Regions from separate parts of the Homo sapiens genome. Here region 1 is linked to region 2. Evidence: read pairs that join two places in POLR2A ChIA-PET (ENCODE). Cell type or tissue: K562. All regions are shown on one strand. Region 1 overlaps CERS6 (ceramide synthase 6). Region 2 overlaps ABCB11 (ATP binding cassette subfamily B member 11).

Evidence for each region. Peaks named below come from ENCODE experiments on the same cell type or tissue, not always from the same donor. Only the 100,000 strongest peaks of a DNase experiment are listed, where the experiment ranks them.
Region 1: POLR2A ChIA-PET joins it to region 2 with 5 read pairs; 2 of 35 experiments call an interaction of 5 or more read pairs at or near these places.

Annotation. Positions count from the first base shown.
Region 1 is chr2:168,738,632-168,742,631 of GRCh38, forward strand. The region is part of intron 8 of CERS6 (ceramide synthase 6); the gene reads left to right. Among named protein-coding and RNA genes, the nearest start is that of CERS6-AS1, 46 kb to the right of the region's middle. In K562, no CTCF peak of the experiment used is centred here; a DNase peak (open chromatin) is centred at 2,350.
Region 2 is chr2:168,952,871-168,956,870 of GRCh38, forward strand. All of the region lies in intron 19 of ABCB11 (ATP binding cassette subfamily B member 11), which reads right to left. Among named protein-coding and RNA genes, the nearest start is that of G6PC2, 54 kb to the left of the region's middle. In K562, no CTCF peak of the experiment used is centred here; no DNase peak of the experiment used is centred here.

The DNA.
Region 1 (4,000 bases), 210 kb before region 2:
TTGGAGTTTGCATCACAGATTTTTTATAAGTTGTTGGTCAAAGAAAATGTCATGATTTTTTAAAGTACCAAATGTAAATCGTAAAAAGCTTAGGCACAGGGCTAACCAACAGGGATACAAAATGAATGTAGTACCCGTGCTCCAGAAGCTTGCAATCCAGTTCTAACATTGGGCAGCCAGCTGTAACCCACAGCAGACAGCCAGAAGTGGTAAACAGCAGTAGAAAATTTTACAGTAGAAGTTGTTTGTTTGTTTGTTTTGGGGGGTTTTTTTGAGACAGAGTCTCACTCTGTTGCCAGGCTGGAGTGCAGCGGCACTATCTCGGCTAACTGCAACCTCCACCTCCCGGCTTCAAGCAATTCTTCTGCCTCAGCCTCCCGAGTACCTGGGACTACAGGCACATGCTGCCACACCCGGCTAATTTTTTTTTTTTTTTTTTTTTTTTTTTTTGTATTTTAGTAGAGACGGGGTTTCACCATGTTTCCCAGGCTGGTCTCAAATTCCTGAGCTCGGGTAATCCGCCTGCCTCGGCCTCCCAAAGTGCTAGGATTACAGGCGTGACCCACTGCACCCAGGCTACAGTAGAAGTTTTGATGAATTCTGAGCCAGGCAGTGATGATGGTCTAACTGAGAAAATGATATTTGAGCTGGGCCTTGAAGAATGAATAAATAGTAAATGGGAAGAAGGACATCCACCCTAAGCTGACACCATGAGCAAAAGCGGAGAGGGAAGAACAGGATACAATGCAGAACAAAATCTTACTCCGGGAATAGAGTCTAAGGTTGGTCATGTGGTAAAAATTGAGTATATTAAAAATTTCCATGAAAATTCCTAAATTTACCATGTGTGCAACAAGATGATCTCACTAAGAAAGGTAAGCAAGGTCAGAACTGAGAAGAGCCAAGGGTGCAGAAGATTCATGTTCCCTATTTCAAGTGAGTTAAGAGGAGTGGCAGATGGAGTCTCCCGCGTTAAATTTATTTTTTATTTACTCTTGTTATTTTATGCTGTTATTTTATTCCATTTTATTTTTTTGCTAAGCATAAATAGTGGAATCCTCAATTATGACATGATGCAACTGACTCCACTGCCTTCTGTGGTATGAAGAAGAAAGGAACTTTTTTTTTTTTTGAGACAGAGTCTCGCTCTGTCACCCAGGCTGTAGTACAATGGCACCATCTCAGCTCACTGCACCTCTCCTGCCTCAGCCTCCCGAGTAGCTGGGATTACAGGCGCACACCTAATTTTTGTATTTTTAGTAGAGATGGGGTTTCACCAGGTTGGCGAGGCTGGTCTCGAACTCCTGACCTCAGGTGACCCATCCGCCTCGGCCTTCCAAATTACAGGCATGAGTCACTGCGCCCAGCCTGGAAAGGAACATTTAAGGGGATGTTCCTTGAGCTCTCCAGGTCCAATTAGGAGCTGATGTTGTAAAGTTCAGTATGGCAAAAAAAAGAGCAAGGGAAAAATTAGTGCTGAGTCTTTTCCAGAATTGATGCATATTTGGTGCATAATGAGAGAAAATTCCATGGATTTTTTCATTAGATACATGTTATTTAACAGCACTTCACACAAAGTTGTTACACAGCAGGTGAAAATATTCACCAAGCACAATATGAAGAAAAAATAGAAAAGAAATGACTTTACTTTCTTAACTTTTTCTATATAAATACATGCTATGTATTATCTTCAGAGTTAGAAAATATTAAGGCCATTCTAATTATAGAAAAATTCCATTTATCCTACAAATATTTGAAAACTCACTATTTGCCAAACACTACTAGGTAATTGAGACCAGGATGGGAAAGGCACACATTTCAGTCCTTGCCCTTATGAAGCTTTCTATCTAGGAGGGCAGAGACATGAATCACCTGGTTACAATGTGGTGAGCATTATGAAGACGTATCAACTGCTGTTAACATCCAACCTTTTCTGAGGGTCAGGCAATGCTTCTTCCCTGATGAATGACTTTGGAGCTGCCGTCTGAAGAATGAGTCTGGGTTAACTCAGCGCCTGGGGCATCACAGATCTACTGAGGAATTAAGAAAGGATTCTGAAATTGTTCACAGTAGTAGTCTAGTTTCTTTAAATACACATATTCTAGATTATCTGGATGACCACCTTCTGACAAAATACTGCCACATGATTTCATTGCTCATGTTGTCATTTTGTTTATGATCACTTTAAAACAAGGTCTAAATGGGGACTGGAAGCCTATGGCAGTTACTGCCTAAGTAGGAGTTGGTCATTATTTAGAGTAGAGTGGTGGTAGTGGTGGTAGACAGAAGTAAATGGCTTCCAGAGGAATTCAGGAGATGGACAGGGCATGTAGCCACATTGGTTATGGAGGGGATGGGTAAAGGAGATAGAGGTAGAGAGAGTGATGCTGCAGTTTTGACTTAAGTAACTCAGTGAGGGCTGAAGCCATGAACTGTGGTAAGGAGATGGTGGTTAACAACGTGGACTCTGGATAAACCCTGTATGCGTTCAAATTCTAGTTCTACCATTCTGTCTATATGACTGAACGAATTATCTACTCACTCTAACCTCTTACTGAGCTGCAAAATTGGGGAATAAAAGCAACAGTGTATCTCTGGAGCTATGATGATTAATAATAGCAGTGATAGTGGTGTTATTTTGAATAGGGTTTATGGGAAATATGAGTTTGATTTTGGAGTTGCCTCATAAATATCCAAGAGGAGGCACCAAGCAGGCAGTTATATGTATGGATTTGGAGAATTAAAAAAAAAAAAAAAAAAAAAAGACAAACTTAGCTAGAAAACCAGTTAGAGCAGGGGTGTCCAATCTTTTGGCTTCCCTGGGCCGCTTTGAAAGAAGAGTTGTCTTGGGCCACACAAAAAATACAATAACACTAACAATAGCTGATGAGCTTTAAAAAAAATCCCACAATGTTTTAAGAAAGTTTATGAATTTGTGTTGGGCTGCATTCAAAGCAGCCCGTGGGCCACAGGTTGGACAAGCTCGAATTAGAGAATCATGAGCATGACGTTGACTGTGTGATGAAGCATGCTGGTAATGAGACCAGAGCTCATATATATATAATAAGTAAGGAAAATGTTTATTTCAGAGCTACAGGGCCTAGCTCAGGCAGGCATGCTGTAAAGATGTGTTGCTATTCACATGAAAAGACCATAAATGTTACTGTCCACATGTGGAGAGCAGTAACAGTAGCATTCTGAGTATTGATTCCTTGGTGCAGGAGGCATGGAAATAACAGAAGTTCCAGGGTTATGCAGGTGGCATCTGAAAACATCAGTTTCAGTATAGTATTCATTTCAAAAAATGAGCATGTCGCTGGCAGCTCCATGGTCATTGAGGTCCCGCCCAACTTCAGTCAGAGTATTCAGGGGAAAAGATTTGAGCTTTGACGTGACTATTGTTTGTCTTACTCTGCAGAGAGAAAACAATCACAGTGAATGATAAAAATACATTGTGTTAACATTTCATTGGTGTTGCAGTTTGCTTCAGTTCTGCATGTTATGTTGTTCACTTTAAATGGCTTCTAAAGTCACTTTGTATTAGTCTCAATGTGATGTTTCATCCCCTTTTTTGCCTTTCTAATAACTTTATTTTCAGGAGCCTGATGTTCTTATTCTTTTTTCTGTTGCATGTCTAAAGTTTTTGCTAAAACTAAAGTCTTGGCAGTAAACAGGCCAAATACAATTATCATGGAACAGTTTACTCAAAAGTTATGCGTATGGGTATAAATATTGCAAGAGAAATGTGAGGAATAGCCCTGTTTGGTCTATGCTTGTCAATTGGTATGGCCACGAGGGACACTCTGGGCTGCTGAAGTGAGCTCTGCTGGCTGTCCTTTTGCTTGGAATGGGAATCCTCCATTATCAGCACCTATTATTTGATAAAGAGTACATAAGTGCCTTGGCAGATCCAAAGCAGGTCAAATGCATGCGATCATTGCACTTATGCTTTAAAGTGGGAGGCAGTAAGATTGTGGGCAAATATCTAAAATGAAATAGA
Region 2 (4,000 bases):
TTTGCTGTATCTCACAGGTTTTGGTATGTTGTGTTTTCATTTTCATTCATTTCAAAAAATTTTCTAATTTCCATCTTAATTTCTTCATTGACCCAGTGATTATTCAAGAGTATGCTGTTTAATTTCCATGTATTTGTATAGTTTCCAAACTTCTTCTTAGTATTGATTTCTAGTTTTATTTCACTGTGGCCTGAGAAGATACTTGATATGGCTTCAGTTTTTAAAAAATTCATTAAGACTTGTTTTGTGGCCTAATATCTGATCTATCTTGCAAAATGTTCCATATCCTGAGGAAAAGACTGTACATTCTGTAGTTGTTGGGTAGAATGTTCTGTAAATGTCTGTTAAGTTTGATATAAAATCCAGTTTATGTCCAATGTTTGTTTGCTGATTTTCTGACATGATGATCTGGCTAGTGTGTGAGTGGCATGTTAAATTCCCCCACTATTATTGCATTGCCCTATCTTTCTTTAGTTTTGCTTATATTTGTTTTGTGAATTTGGGTGCTCTGATGTTGAGTTCATATATATTTAGAATTGTTATAACGTTTTGTTGAATTTATCATTACATAATTATCTTGTCTTTTTTTTTTTTTACTATTTTTGATTTAAAGTGTTTTATCTGATATAAGTGTGGCTACTTTTGCTCAACTTTGGTTTCCATTTGCATGGAATATCTTTTTACGCCCCATTACTCTCAGTCTATATGTGTCTTTATAGGTAAGGTGAGTTTCTTATAGTCAGCATTTAGTTGGATTATTTTTTTAATCCATTCTTCCAATATGTATTTAATAGTGGACATTTAATCCATTTACATTTGTGAAAGGAAAATATGGGCCCCCAAAATCACTAAGCTAAAGAGAAAAGTCAAATCGGGAACTGCTTAGGGCAAACCTGCGTCCCATTCTATTCAAAGTCACCCCTTTGCTCACTGAGATAAAGGGATGCCTGATTGCCTCCTTTGGAGAGGCTAATCAGAAGCTCAAAAGAATGTAACCATTTGTCTCTTATCTACCTATGACCTGGAAGACCCCTCTCTGCTTTGGCTTGTCCTGCCTTTCCAGACCAAACCAATGTTCACCTTACATATGTTGATTGATGTCTCGTGTCTCCCTAAAATGTATACAACCAAACTGTGCTCTGACTGCCTTGGGCACATGTTGTCAGGACTTCCAGAGGCTGTGTCATGGGTGCACATCCTCAACCTTGGCAAAATAAACTTTCTAAATTAACTGGGACCTGTCTCAGATTTTTGGGAGTCACACATTCAAGGTTAATATTGATATGTGAGGCTTTGTTCCTGTCATATTGCTGATTGTTTTCAAGTTATTTTATAAATTGTTTCCCTCTTTTTCTGTTTTTTTTGTCTTTGTAGTTTGATGAAATTCTGTTATGCCATTTTATTTTTTTCTCTTCTTCCTTGTGTGATTATTTTATATGAACTGTGAGTTTTATATTTCAATGTGTTGTTGTGATGGTGAGCAATGACCTTTTGTTTCCATGTTTAAGACCCCTTTGAGCATTTCCTGTAGGTCCAATCTAGTGGTGATAATTTTTCTAAATGTTTCCTTGTCTGGGAAGAACTTTATCTCTCCTTCACTTATGAAGCTTATTCTGGCAGGACACAAAATTCTTGGCTGACAGTTTTTTTTTTCCTTTCAGCACTTTGAAAATGCCATCTCTTTCTCTTCTGGCCTGTAAGGTTTCTGCTGAAAAGTCTGCTATTAGTCTGATGGGGTTTCCTTTATAGATGAGTAGATGCTTTACTCTTGCTAATTTAAAAATTCTTTCTTTTACTTTGACTTTAGACATTCTGAACATAATATATAATGGTGAATTCCTTTTTGTAATGTGTTTGCCTGGGGAATCACTGGACTTCTGAACTGGTTGTCTAACAGTCTTGACAGACTTGGGAGGTTGTTATTGATGATTTTTTAAAATATGTTTTCTAAACCTTTTGATCTCTCTTCCCTTTCAGGATACTGATAATTCATAAGTTCAGTTGCTTTATTTAGTCCATGTTCAGTCCCTTTACTTAGTCCTAGACATCTCAAAGGCTTTGTTCATTCTTTTTATTCTTTTTTCCTTATTTTTGTCTGACTGGATTATTTCAAAAGACATGTGTTCAAGTTCTGAAATTCTTATCTCTGCTTGGTCTAGTATATGATTTAAGCTTTAAAGTGTATGTTGTATTTCCTTCAATGAATTTTTGAGTTCCAGAATTTCTGCTTATTTTTTTAAAATGCTATTTATCTCCTTGGTAAATTTCTCATTCATATCCTGAATTGATTTCTGATTTCTTTGTATTGGTTTTCAGATTTCTCTTGCATTTTACTATCTTTAAAAATCAATATTTTAAATTATTTACCCGGCATTTCAAGAAATTCTTTTTCATTGGTATCTCTATTAAACTGTTCTCACACTGCTATTCCTGACACTGGGTAATTTATGAAGAAAAGAGGTTTAATTGACTCACAGTTCCACATGGCTGAGGAGATCTCAAAAAACTTACAATCACGGTGGAAAGAACAGAGGAAGCAAGCAGATCTTCATATGACCAAAGCAGGAGGAAGAAAGAGTGAAGGGGGAAGCGCTACACACTTTTATCAGATTTTGTGAGAACTTACTCACTATTATGAGAACAGCAAGGGGGAAATCTCCTCCCATGATCTAGTCACCTTCCACCAGTTCCCTTCTTCAACATGTGGGGATTACAGTTTGACACGAGATTTGGGTGGGGACACAGAGCCAAACCATATCATTCCGCCCCTGACCCCTCCAAAAACTCATGTCCTTCTTACATTTCAAAACACAGTCATGCCTTCTCAACAGTCCCCTAAGTCTTAACTCATTTAAGCATTAACTCAAAAGTCTAAGTCCAAAGTCTCATATGAGACAAGGCAAGTCCCTTACAACTATGAGCCTGTAAAATCAAAAATAAGTTTGTTACTTCCCAGATAAAATGGGGGTACAAGCATTGGGTAAATCCTTCTGTTCTAAAAGGGAGAAATTGGCCAAAACAAAGGTGCTCCAGGCCACATGCAGGTCCAAAACCCAGCATGGCAGTCGTTAAATCTTAAAGCTCCAAAATAATCTTTTTTGACACCTTGTCTCACATCCAGGCCACACTGATGCTGAGATTGAGTAATTTATGAAGAAAAAAGGTTTAATTGGTTCACAGTTCCACATGGCTGAGGAGGTCTCAGGAAACTTACAATCATGGCAGAAGGTGAAGGGGAAGCAAGGCATGTCTTCACATGGCCAAACCAGGAGGAAGAGAGAGCGAAAGGGGAAGACTACAAAGTTTTAAACAACCAGATCTCGTGAGAACTCACTCACTATCACAAGAATAGCAAGGGGGAAATCCACCCACCCATGATCCAATTACCTCCCACCAGGTTCTTCCTTCAACATGTGGGGATTACAATTTGGCATGAGATTTGGGTGGGGACACAAAGCCACACCATTATTGGTTGCTGGACACTTGTTGTGGTCCTTTGGTGGTGTCATATTTCCATGCTTTTTCATGTTTCCTATGTTCTTCCATTGATATCTGTATATCTGATGTATCAGTTGCTTGTTCCAATTTTTGAATTTGCTTTTGTAGGGGAGATTTTTAAAAAATACTTTGGCTTTGATTTTGGGTTCATGCAGTAGTGTGATCTTTGTATGATACTACTCTGAGTCTGTTCATGACTCAGTCTCAACAGTAGACCACAACAGCATGGCAGGGATCCTCCCGGGGGTGATGGGATTATCTAGTCTCCCCTCTCTCTCCTTGAAGCAGTGCAGAGGCAGTGCATGTTTGTATATTCCTGGTATCTAGGCCCTCAAAATGATGCCTGACAGAGGCTGCTCCAGGATTGGATGCCTGTGTGATTCTGTGTGGGTTTCCCTTTTGGAGTAACATCTCCGTGGAATCTTTAGGCAGCTCTTCATGTCAGGGAAAAGGCCCTAGTGGGTCAAGGATTTACCCCATAGCCAAGATTGTGAAAGCCCAT